2 separate regions of the Homo sapiens genome follow, and region 2 is linked to region 1. A link is an interaction called in ENCODE POLR2A ChIA-PET data of the cell type or tissue named here. Cell type or tissue: PC-9. All regions are shown on one strand. Links, peaks and the distances in the headings refer to the core of each region. The heading gives the core; the rest is flanking DNA.

The links. Peaks named below come from ENCODE experiments on the same cell type or tissue, not always from the same donor. Only the 100,000 strongest peaks of a DNase experiment are listed, where the experiment ranks them.
Region 2: POLR2A ChIA-PET joins it to region 1 with 6 read pairs; 2 of 35 experiments call an interaction of 5 or more read pairs at or near these places.

What each region holds. Positions count from the first base shown.
Region 1 is chr18:67,626,157-67,632,343 of GRCh38, reverse strand. All of the region lies in intron 1 of DSEL-AS1 (DSEL antisense RNA 1), which reads right to left. Among named protein-coding and RNA genes, the nearest start is that of DSEL, 110 kb to the right of the region's middle. In PC-9, for the core only: no CTCF peak of the experiment used is centred there; no DNase peak of the experiment used is centred there.
Region 2 is chr18:67,780,767-67,786,953 of GRCh38, reverse strand. The region is part of intron 1 of DSEL-AS1 (DSEL antisense RNA 1); the gene reads right to left. LOC105372172 (a long non-coding RNA gene) reads right to left here. Exons shown (of 4, transcript XR_007066404.1): 4 at 4,537-4,872. Among named protein-coding and RNA genes, the nearest start is that of LINC01903, 31 kb to the left of the region's middle. In PC-9, for the core only: no CTCF peak of the experiment used is centred there; a DNase peak (open chromatin) is centred at 3,183; H3K27ac peaks cover 1,647 bases.

The DNA of each region.
Region 1 (6,187 bases), core at 409-5,408:
ATTATAAAAGAGGACATAAGAAAAGTGCTTGGGGCATATTAGTTGCAAAATAAAGTGTAGTTTTTCTTACCTTATGTAAGTATGAAATATATTGAAGGATTAAATATCTGTTCCTCCCTCTAAATGACAAAGGTGACTGCTTATGAAATAGTAGAACTCGCCAAAAAAATCCCAGACAAAAATACTATCCAGCTTAACACTAAAAGATCCTCCCACTAAAAATCAACAGCCCCGTTTTTTGCTACCTCTTACTGCTAACAGGCCTTCCCTATTGTTCTCTCAATACCCATGGCTCCCAATGGTAACCACAGCTGACCTTGGCAATGGATCCAGTGATTTGCAGAACTGTGCCCCTTCTCTGTCAGTGGTTGTTTTTAGTGACCACAATAGTGGTGGAACTGGGTTCTTTTCGTGACAATGTCTATTCAAACTCATTTATGCATTGAAATGCTCAAAATATTTTTGAGCAATTACTATCGTTCTGGTAGAGTTTTAGATTCGTAAGCTGCAACAGTAATAAAAGCAAGCAGAGTTCTAACTCTCCACAGTCAGATGAGGGACCCAACATTATCTGCCTATAAAGTAATAACTAAATTGGAAGTTACTTAATTTTTACATAACAGGTAGTCAAAAACAAAAGCAGCAGAGGCCTTTATAACACCTCTATCCTATCATTAATCTCCCAGGTCACCCTGTTCTCCATCGATGTCATTGTTATGGTATGGTTTTTATCCTCATTTTCTTTATTTTTATTTTTAATTATAAATTGACAAATTATAGTTGTATATATTTATGGGGTACAAAGTGATGTTATAGTTTATAACACAATGTGCAATAATTAAGTAAAGCTAATTATCATACTCATTACTTCAAATAGTTATTGTCAGGCCTCTGAGCCCAAGCTAAGCCATCATATCCGCTGTGACCTGCATGTATACGTCCAGATGGCCTGAAGTAACTGAAGAATCGCAAAAGAAGTGAAATTTAAATGGCCTGTTCCTGCCTTAACTGATGACATTCTACCACAAAAGAAGTGAAAATGGCCGGTCCTTGCCTTAACTGATGACATTACCTTGTGAAATTCCTTTTCCTGGCTCATGCTGGCTCAAAAAGCTCCCCCACTGAGCACCTTGTGACCCCCACTCCTGCCCACCAGAGAACAACCCCCCTTTGACTGTAATTTTCCTTCACCTACCCAAATCTTATAAAACGGCCCCACCCCTATCTCCCTTCACTGACTCTCTTTTCAGACCCAGCCCACCTGCACCCAGGTGAAATAAATAGCCTCGTTGCTCACACAAAGCCTGTTTGGTGTTCTCTTCACATGGATGCAAGTGAAAGTTATCATTTCCGTGGGGAGAACATTTGAAACTTAGTGATTTAGAAATGTACAATTCATTATTATTTACTATATTCGTCATGCTGTGCAATGCATCTCAAATAAAAAATACCTTAGTCCTTCTGTCTAACTGAGGCTTTGTACCTTTTGACAATCATCTCCCCAATTTCCCTACTCACTCAGACTCTGATAACCATCATTCTGCTTCTTTGAGTTTGATTGTTTTAGATTCCATATATATAAGTGAAAACATGCAGTATTTGCCTGGCTTATTTCATTTAGAATAATGTTCTCCAATACCAAACATGTTGCAATTTATACATTTTTTCTTTAAGTCTGACTACTATTTCATTGTGTGTATATATACCACATTTTCTCCATTCATCTGTTCTCAAACAACCCGCTAAAAAGAAAATAAATAATTTGACTAAAAAATGAGCAAGAAACCTGAATAGACATTTCCCCAAAGAAGACATACAAATTACCAACAGATACATGAAAACACTGTTCAACATCCCTAGTCAGTAGGAAAATGCAAATTAAAAGCACAATGAAATACCACCTCACACCTATGAGTGGCTATTATCAAAAAGAAAAAAAGATAATAGTTAGTGAAAATATGGAGCGAAGGGGGCCCTTGTATTGAATGTAAATCAGTACAGCCATTATGGAAAACTGTGAAGGTTTCTCAAAAACTAAAAATAGAACTACCATATGATCCAGCAATCCCGTTTCTGGCTATTTACCCAAAGACTTGAAGTCTGTGTCCAGGAGATGTCTGCCCTCCTATCTTCATTGTAGTGCTATTCAAGACAGCCAAGTTGAAGTATTCTCATTTTCTTAAAATAGCTTTTCCAACTACCATTTTACTTCTCTATTTCAGGTAGGAGAAAAAGAATAACAAGAAAAGGAAGCTACGTGAGGAAAGCAAAACTTTCTGAAAAAGGCCCAGCATATAGATTTAATTCTCATTGGTCAAAGTGTGTTGCCAGGCTACTGTTCTGCAAAGGATGCTGGGAATGCAGTGTTTCAGATGAGTACAGTGCTATTCCAAAGAAAACTAGATTTATTTTAATAAGACAGAGAGAGTTGGTAGTGAGTAGACAACCAGCGGTTTCTGTCACATCACGCATCACCACTGTGGAGATAAGAACCTAGTAAAAACAAAGTAGTTCCACGAGCTGGTCTAACCTAATTAAATAATTCTCCATATCAACTAAGTCTTATTCAAGAATAGTTAGAAGTGCAGATTCAGGAATCTGACTTACGAGTTACCCTAGCTTTGCCATTTCTTAGCACTGTGATTTTGGACAAGGTATTTAACCTGACTTTCTCATTTTTAAAAATAATAATAGACCCTGGCTCATGGTGTTGTTATGAGGATTGATTAGATGTATACAAGTTGGGCATTAAAACACTGACTGGAACTAACAAGCATTTACAGTATTCACTGTATTTCATATTAATCAAGTAACCTATATTTGTATTACTCTGGTTTCCCACATATATTTCTCTACTGGACAAAAAAATGCATGGACCATTGATGGGATTAATTCGTTTTGACCTTGTTATGTCTTCATTGTACTTTAATCCATTTACTTCTCTAGCGTTTCTGTTTTCTGTGAATTTAATAACAGTGCATTTGAGGAAACCAAATCAATCTGTCCAACATAAAATTTCTGAACCTGTAGAGCTGAGAAACGAGGTTCTCAGTGGAGTAAAAGCAATCTGCAAGGCTTGGACCCTTAAATTGTAGTAATAATAACCAGCATATTGCTTGTCTCTTTTTCAACTATGGGAAACTTATATTCCTTTTATTATCTTCTTCTTATAAATACTTATGAGGTCTTAATTAACTCTCTCTTTAAAAGGCTTTAAAATATTCAGCCCAAAGACCCACAATAAGCCAGAGGGTGATGGGAGGGGTGTTGTCAGTTCTGCAATTCTGAATCTGGTTCTGCCACTGAAGCTCTGGTGGGAAATCTACAATCTACTCTCAGTCGTTACGTTTCCGGACAGCTGCAGAATACCCAATATGAGCCCTTAGCTACCAGACACTTTGCCCTTTTCAAGCCCATGGCTATCTCTTTATTGCATTACAGTTGCACAACTCTAAACCAATGAGTTTTCTTGAGCTTGAATTACTACTAGCTAGTGACGTAAAAACTGGGGAGAACAGAGAAGCATGTTTATTTTTTTTTTCCTCTTTAGAGATTGGCCTGACAGGCCGAGTGCAGTGTCTCACGTCTGTAATCCCAACACTTTGGGAGTTGAGGCGGGTGGATCACTTGAGGTCAGGGCCTCAAGACAAGCCTGGCCACCATGGTGAAACCCCATCTCTACTAAAAATACAAAAATTAGGCCGGGCGCGGTGGCGCACGTCTGTAATCTCAGCGCTTTGGGAGGCCGAGGCGGGCGGATCACGAGGTCAGGAGATCGAGACCATCCTGGTTAACACGGTGAAACCCGTCTCTACTAAAAAATATACAAAAAAATTAGCCGGGCGTGGTGGCGGGCGCCTGTAGTCCCAGCTGCTCCTGAGGCTGAAGCAGGAGAATGGCATGAACCCGGGAGGCGAAGCTTGTAGTGAGCCGAGATTGCGTCACTGCATTCCAGCCTGGGTGACAGAGAGAGACTCCACCTCCAAAAAAAAAAAAAAAAAACGAAAAAAACAAAAAAAATTAGCTGGGTGTGGTGGCACATGCCTGTAATCCCAGCTACTTAGGAGGCTGAGGCAGGAGAATTACTTGAACTCTGGCATTGAAAGTTGCAGTGAGCCAAGATCGCATCACTGCACTATAGCCTGGGTGACAGAGCAAGACTCCATTTCAAAAAAAAAAAAAAGAGAGAGAGAGAGAAAGATTGGCCTGAGCTTTGGAATAAGAGTTACTTAATTGCCCTTTGGTTTGAAAAATCTCAGTTGCCAATTCCTAAGTAAAGATCACCATGTGCTAACTGAAAATTACGTATCTTGAATTCTAGAATTCAAGTGTGAACAATTAGCCATCGGGGACACTTTCTTTCTTACCACTTCGTCATAGGTAGGAGTCATTCAGTATTTTTCAATAAATATTATAGGCACATGGATGGGACAATTCTCCATTGTTTAGAATTCCTGGCCTCCAATCACTAAGTGCAAATGTTCTGTATCAGGTAGCTATTGCTGCATAATTAACCACTACCAAATACAGTGGGGTAAAATAATAAATATTTCTCAGGCTTTGAAGGTTATTTCTGCTAACTCTGCTGATCCCAGATGGGCTTGCTCATGTTAATTAGTTGTCTCTGCAAACAGGAAAGACCATGAGATACACATATACATACACATACATATGTACATATATAAATATACGTATGCTTTATATACTTCTATGTATTTAACAAAACAGCATAACTGTATGTGTTTTTCCACAACTTGTGATTTTTACTTGGTATTTTAAAAAAAAATTTTAATTTATAACTTTCTGTGGTTAACTATCTGGGTTCAACCGAGTTTTCTCATCTAGTTTTGTGATTTGGCCTAATTATTTAATTTTTATAAGCTTCAATATTCCCATTAATGAAAGAGTACAATAGCTACTACCACAGGATAAAATAAAATCCTCTATATGAACCCTGCATACAGTCTGACACATAATAAAGTTTGTTTTGTTTTGTTTTTTGAGACTGAGTCTCAGTATTTTCTCTCAGGCTGGAGTGCAGTGACGCAATCTCAGCTCACTGCAACCTCCACCTCCCAGTTCAAGTGATTCTTCTGCCTCAGCCTCCCAAGTAGCTGGGATTACAGGTACCCACCACCATGCCCAGCTAATTTTTGTATTTTTAGTAGAGATGGGTTTCACCATGTTGGCCAGGCTTGTCTTGAACTCCTGACCTCAGGTGATCCACAAGCCTCGGCCTCCCAAAATGTTGGGATTACAGGCGTGAGCCACTGCGCCGGGCCATAAAGTTTTAATAAGTGTTATTAATAACCACTGAGGCTGATAGGCTTGTCTAGGATATTCAGCAATAAAAGAAATGCAACCATTTTCAACATTTGGCACATAATGAAGTTTCAAAAGTGTTATTGATAACCACGGAGACTGATGGACTTGTCTAAGATATTCATCATTAAAAGAATTGCAACTATCTTCAATATTTCAATAGTAGGCTAGTTTCTGCTTAGTTCTCTTTAAAAAACATTATTAAGTTTATAACTTCACACTTACAGAGAAGTTGCTAGCGTGTTTAGGTTTCTTTTAGATTTCTTTTATCACTGATTTTATCAAATCAGGGACTTCCTCCCCTAGATTAATAATAGCTGTGGCCTATTTCTTAAAGTCTGTAAAAGGTTCAGTATTTAGGAAGCTTTTGTTTCTTGGCATTTTTTTCTTTCTTAAAATAACTCTTCTTTGTCAATAATACCATTTTTACAATGAAAGATTTGATGTTTTTATTATTTGGAGGAGTTACATTGGAATTAGTAACTAAAGTTTTTGTCACTTTTCCTCTCAATCGAAAACTCTCATTTAAACAGTTTTCCTTTTGTGTTCATCACACTTTCTTTTACCACATAGTTTTCTGTATTTTTAAACATTATTGTTGACCCAAGGCAAGAAAAATATAAAAAATACTTTTTAGAAAATAAATATTATACATTTGGGGGTTAACCTTTCTACTTTGTCAATAATTCATTAATGGTCAATGTTTAAGCAACAAAAAAACCTTTCACTTCATTTTAATAATATTCAGCTTTTGATTTGAAATAACTCTATCTTAAATTTTTTATTATTTTATTTTGTTCTAGAAAATGATGTTGCATTTTAAAAGTCTGATCCCAGTCTAATTTGCTTCCCTTAGCTAATCATT
Region 2 (6,187 bases), core at 841-5,840, 150 kb before region 1:
GCAACACCATTCAGGACATAGGCATGGGCAAAGACTTCATGACTAAAACACCAAAAGCAATGGCAACAAAAGCCACAATTGATAAATGGGATCTAATTAAACTAAAGAGCTTCTGCACAGCAAAAGAAACTATCATCAGAGTGAAGAGGCACCCGACAGAATTTTGCCTGTTTCTTTTCATTATGTATTCATGTTGTATGCATAGATATTTTTTCTGAAAGGACATGTAAAAACAGAAGAATAGCAATGAATAGTGTGTCCATTTTATGACATCCTATGATTTGCCAAAGCAGCAGTTGTTTATTCTCTGTGCAAGTACAGACAATACACTAAATAATTAACGGAAAACATTTTTATTTTGCCTAATTCACATTTTTATCTAGAAAATACAAATTAAGATGGAAATGTTTTTAAAGTCTAACATATCAAAATTAAACCACATCATGTGACTCTAACTCCTGTTTATCACTAAAAACATAAAAAACCTTCATGCCAAAATTTAGTGACAAGTGAAATAAAAGAAAAACACATTTTATGTGTACCTATTAAAAACAATATGCACTAATAAAATCTTAGATTAGAATAAAATAGGTATAAGAGGCCAGGCATGGTGGTGCATGCCAGTAATCCCAGCGCTTCGGGAAGTTGAGGTTGGAGGAATTCTTGTGCGCAGGAATTCAAGACCAGCCTGGACAATATAGCAAGACTCAGTTTCTACAAAAATATGATAATAATAATAATAATAGCTGGATGTTCTGGTGCATGCCTGTAGTCTCAGCTACTTGGGAGTCTGGGGTGGGAGGACCGCTTGAGCCCAGGAGGATGAGGCTGCAGTGAGTGATGGTCACAGCATAAATAGAGCAAAGGCAAAGCAAAAAAAAGCAGGGGTTCCAGTCCTGGTCTCTGATAAAGCAGACTTTAAACCTCCAAAGATCAAAAAAGACAAAGAAGGGCATTACATAAGGGTAAAGGGATCAATGCAACAAGAAGAGCTAACTATCCTCAATATATATAAGCACCCAATACAGGAGCACCCAGATTAATAAAGCAAGTTTTAGAGACCTACAGAGAGACTTAGGCACCCACATAATAATAGTAGGAGACTTTAACACCCCACTGTCAATATTAGACAGATCAGTCAGAAAATTAATATAATCAGAGAAGAAGTCACAATATTGTCTTAGAGAAAAAGAAAGATGTTACCCTTATGTATTTATTTATATTTTTCATCCAGAGAAGTAAGTTTAACACAAATCTAAGTTGAGATTTTACTTTTTTTTCTAATTTAATTTTATTAAATATATTTATTTAAGAGGAGAAAGAAACCACTAAGCTGAAATTAACTGATTTTCCCATCCTGGTATGAAGTCAGACACAAACTCTTCACTAAGTGTTATGAAGGCAAAATAGTTCCAATAATATCATCATTTTAATTGTGCAACATCAAACATTGATTTGAGATTGCAGTTGATTTTCCTTCTTCCAAAAATGTTCAACTATCATCATCAAATGTTACAGTATAGTTGATTTTCAATATGATGAATAATATATAACATTCCTGAGAGTGCACTATGTATGAGATTATATTCTAAGCACCTTTTATATATTAATGTAATATGCACAATGATCTATGAGGAAAATAATATTAAAATCCATATTTTATAGATTTAAAAGCAATGTCTAAAAGTTATAAATGGTAAGGGAGCTGAGATTTAAACTTTATCAGATGTTTCAGTTCTTCTTTATGTGTTTTACCATTAACCATATGGATTCTCTATTACGATTATTGTTATTTTTGGCCAAAAGCAAAATAAATAAATGCGCCTTTTTTTAAAGTTCCAATTCTCCTTAAGGTCTAGATAGTAAATTTTTTTTCCACTTGACTTTTAGAAACAGCTTATTATTAGTCATTTTATCTTAACGAAATTTTATTCAGATTGTTCTCATTTTCTGTGAAAGAATAGAAAGCAAGATAAAAAGTGGTTCAGATATTAATTGCACACTTAAAAATTACCAAACTGCAGATGTAGAGGAAAGAATTGTCAAAAACAGATGGCAGGATAAATTGAGCCCACAGGCTCGGTTTGCCAATCTCTGAGTTAAACTAATGAATCATGGGCGGGTGATAAATGCAGGTAATTTATTTCCGTATTCGTTAATAACGTGTTTACACAAAGTTAAAGAAAAGTATGAAGAGTTAATCTGAAGAATCTTACTATGAATTTTGCTCTGTCTACTGATTGTCATGTAGATGTGCTTTATTTATTCATTAAGTCACCCACCTGGGCATTTATTGTTGTGCCTACTGAGTTTCATACATGTTTTTACTTTGGTATACTGTAAAATCAGCCACCATCATATGTGTTTTAAATTTGCACTTAGATTACTGAAATAACTGAACAGCATTTGGTTATAAACATAATACCTTTATATCCTTGAATGTTCATTGGAGGAAGAGGTGGGGAGAGGTATAACATCATTGTAATTAGAATTACTAGATGCCTAGATTAAAAATTGACAAGACAAAATAAATAATAAATTGACCCTGTAGGAGAATTCATTTCATAGTCAAGGGAAATACATTTAATAATAGATCCTTATGAATAGCTTATAGCCCACAGATGATTTACTTTGCTTTTAGCCATTTTTGTAATTTACCAGGATTTCCTACTTTATGCCCTCCATCTTGTGTGTTTTTTTCTCCTTCCCATTTCTTTGCTCTCTCACAACATCCAACCATCATTTTTTTCTCTCATCCCTGCTGTTAACTAAGTTTCTATCCTCCACTCCTTCATGCAAGTAAAATCCTCTTGCATCTTCTCTCTCCTTTTAACTTTAAAACGTAGACATTGTAATACTTACAGGTAGAGCTTGGTCTTTTGTAGAATGCAAACTGGAAATTACAAAAATATTGTTCAGTTCAATTGCTAACCTATATCAATAATTACATAAAGGGTTCATCTTGGATTCAGAAATTTATTATAAAATGGCATAATTTCTTTTCCTGAGACCTAAATCCTTTTTATGTCTTTCAACAATTAATCACATTAAATTTATGAAGTAAATATAATATGCCATGTATATATACATTTATCAGTGCTTAGTGTGGTTACATTTTCTAACATCCTTTGAATGTCTCACTGTGACTAATTCTTACATCAGAATCTAATATGGGCAGTGACTCATGGAGACAATAGGAGAGGAGTCAAGGGACTGATTTTGATCAGTTGGTGGTTTAAAGCCCTAAGATGGTATTTGTATATTTCATCACTGCCACCTACCAACACCAAGGGAAAGGGGATTGCCATTATAACCCTCTTTGACATAAAATTTTCATGGATCTCTTTATCCTATTCAATTAAACAGTCTGTTGATAATAAGATAAGGTTTGGAAGAGATGGAAAAAGAAGCTTCTCATGTTCAAATATTTCCAGCTAAAAGTCTCAAAATGTTGTAAGACTGGAAGTGACCTTAGCGACATCATCCTTTCTGCTTCTTTTGCCAATGAGAAACTAAAATATGCAGGCTAACTCTTTTGTTCACAGCCATACTGTTCTTTGATGAGAGAACTGAGTCTTGGACCTAGTCTTCCAAATTCTTATACAAAATAGAGCAGGGAGGAGCTCTGAAAGTGCTTTGTATATATTGGGGCAGTCTATTTTCTGCAGTAAACATACTAAAGGAAGGCATTCTTTGGATAGTGTTAAAAATACCAGTCCCACTCTTTAAGAGATTATTGTGGAAACATAAGGAAGGACTGCCCACACATGGTAAATCAGTCTCCTTTCTGAATACTAACACAAGTGATCTGAAAACAGTGTGGATGTCACTCTTGGTATTCAGCCTCCTTTAGAAAATGTAAACCTTGAAAGAGCAAGGAAAGGCATTGCCATAGCAATTTTAAGATTTTACCTGCTGGTTTCCTGCCATATTCTTTGAAAAATGAGCTCAGAGCTAATCAGAGTAGTCCTCAGGGGCATGTAGGAATAAAATCTGTGCCTAAATGAAAATCTAGGAATAAATAATGAAGAATTATATTCCCAAGATACTCCCATTGTAGAAAACTGCTGTGGAAACCTAGCTATATAATACTGGAAAACAAAAATGTAATGAATTTTGTGTAGATCAGAAAGTAACAAAACGTGAACACAAACATCTTGTAGATTTCTTGTTTGAAATAAAATTTCCATTCATTTCTTACCAAGCATTACTACTTCAGTTTCAATATTCTTGCTTCTCCCTTTGTAAATTATATTTAAATCAGTGAAATTAATTTAAATACACAACAGCTTCTTTGTAAACAGCTAAGTTGAATTATTTTTTCAGTAAAAAAAAAGAAGTAACTAATTTTAATTATTAAATAGTTGTGTTAGGAGTAAAAAGGCTTATTGGAATAAAGAAAAATAAAATAAAGTGAAATGATTGTGTTGTTTTTAAGAGTTTATTTTGCAGCAGTTGCTTACATCAAAGTATTTTAAAAATAAAAAAAATCATTAAAATAAAAACTGGCCCATTCATATGGAGAGGAAATTTTCCAAGCAGTATTAATTCTATAGCCCAAATTCACAAAATATTCTCCATCTTTTCCCTAAAAATGGTATTAAAATGCTTTCTACATTTAACAGTGTTTGTTAACATGCTTGTTTTATTTCAGAATGGTATATGAATGGTTCATTTATTTATATTTTTATAAACTCAGAGAGACATTTTGGTGTGAAAGGTAGATCCTAGAGAAGTAAAAATGTCTAATTCTCTTATTACCCACCATGATCCTGGAGCTAGAAGAGTGTAATTTTATTCTTCCCTTCAATTACTTCTCACACTTGCTTGTTAATGGCTTCCAGGCTCTGCCAGCACACTTGGAATTACTGACTATAACAAAGATGATAGTCATATTTGTTGGGTAAACAATAAACAAACAAACAAACAAACAAACAATAATACCAGTTGAAGAAGGGGACATATTTGAAAATACCTTAAGTGACAATTAAAATTAACTATAATCAATTTTGCATGAAACCTTTGTGACTCCAAAGACTGTCTTGTTTTGTTTTGTTTTCTTATCTCATGTGGATTTAGAAAGAGAAAATAAGCAAACCTATTACTCTCAGAGGGTACAGTGAGTTGTAATAGGGAGCAGGTGACAGTTCTGATTAGGCTGGCAAACATTTCCTGACCTGAGCAGGTCTTTAACCTTTCTGCTTCTTTAGGACAATAGGTGAAATGGATCAGAAAGTAAAATGTTTACTTAAATATCTATAATGTATTCAAATTTTTAGGCAGAGTCTCCACAGATATGCATATATAGTCAGTAACTCCTATCTGAATATTATGATTATATCCAAGTAATAATCTTCATAAGATATCTAGAATGTTTCCTTTCTTTCATATTTTAAGAACCCTTGTGGCTTTTCCTTTTTAACACTTAAAAGATTTTTTACCATGTAACAGTTCATCACTAAATTTCATGAAACCAAACTTCTTAATAGATACATTGAGGGAGAAAGTCTTTATTTCTCCACTAAGGTCAATAGATTTTCTACTACAATATAAAAAGTTGCTAATATATTTATGCACTTAAGATATTTTGTGTTTAAAGTTAATGTTAGAAGTTGACTTCAACTTGTCATTGTCTTAGCATATGTGAAGCAGAATTGGGAACAGGGAAAATTCCATTATAAAAAAAGCTCTTGATTAATACACATAAAGTCATAAAAATGCATCATGATTCTTATTATCCATGGAAAGTATGCTTTCTGGGAAACAAATTAGTTCGTAATATCTTTCAAAAATTATGAAGTGTGCTCAGAGACATATTAAAAAATCTGACAGTAAAATGAAATATATTTAATGAAGCATATCATGGATGTTAAACTGAAAGCCATACCAGCTTCATTGTTGTTGGAGGCAATAGCTGCCTGATGTTTGGATATTAATTCCCAGTAAAGCTGGCATTCTGAAGTAAAGAAGAATGTTAAAGAATCTTAGATGCATCTCTGATGATATGCTTATTAGTCCACTTACTCTATTTGAGATAGATTGATTATACTTTCCGTTTGGAATCTATTTAGTTTATGTATTTGATTGCTAGAAGTTGATTTTTGCATACCTGCCACACAAATTCTTAGATAGGCTGGTGGAAAAAAATCATCAGAAATGTTGCATCAGATTAATTTCCTCCTTCTTA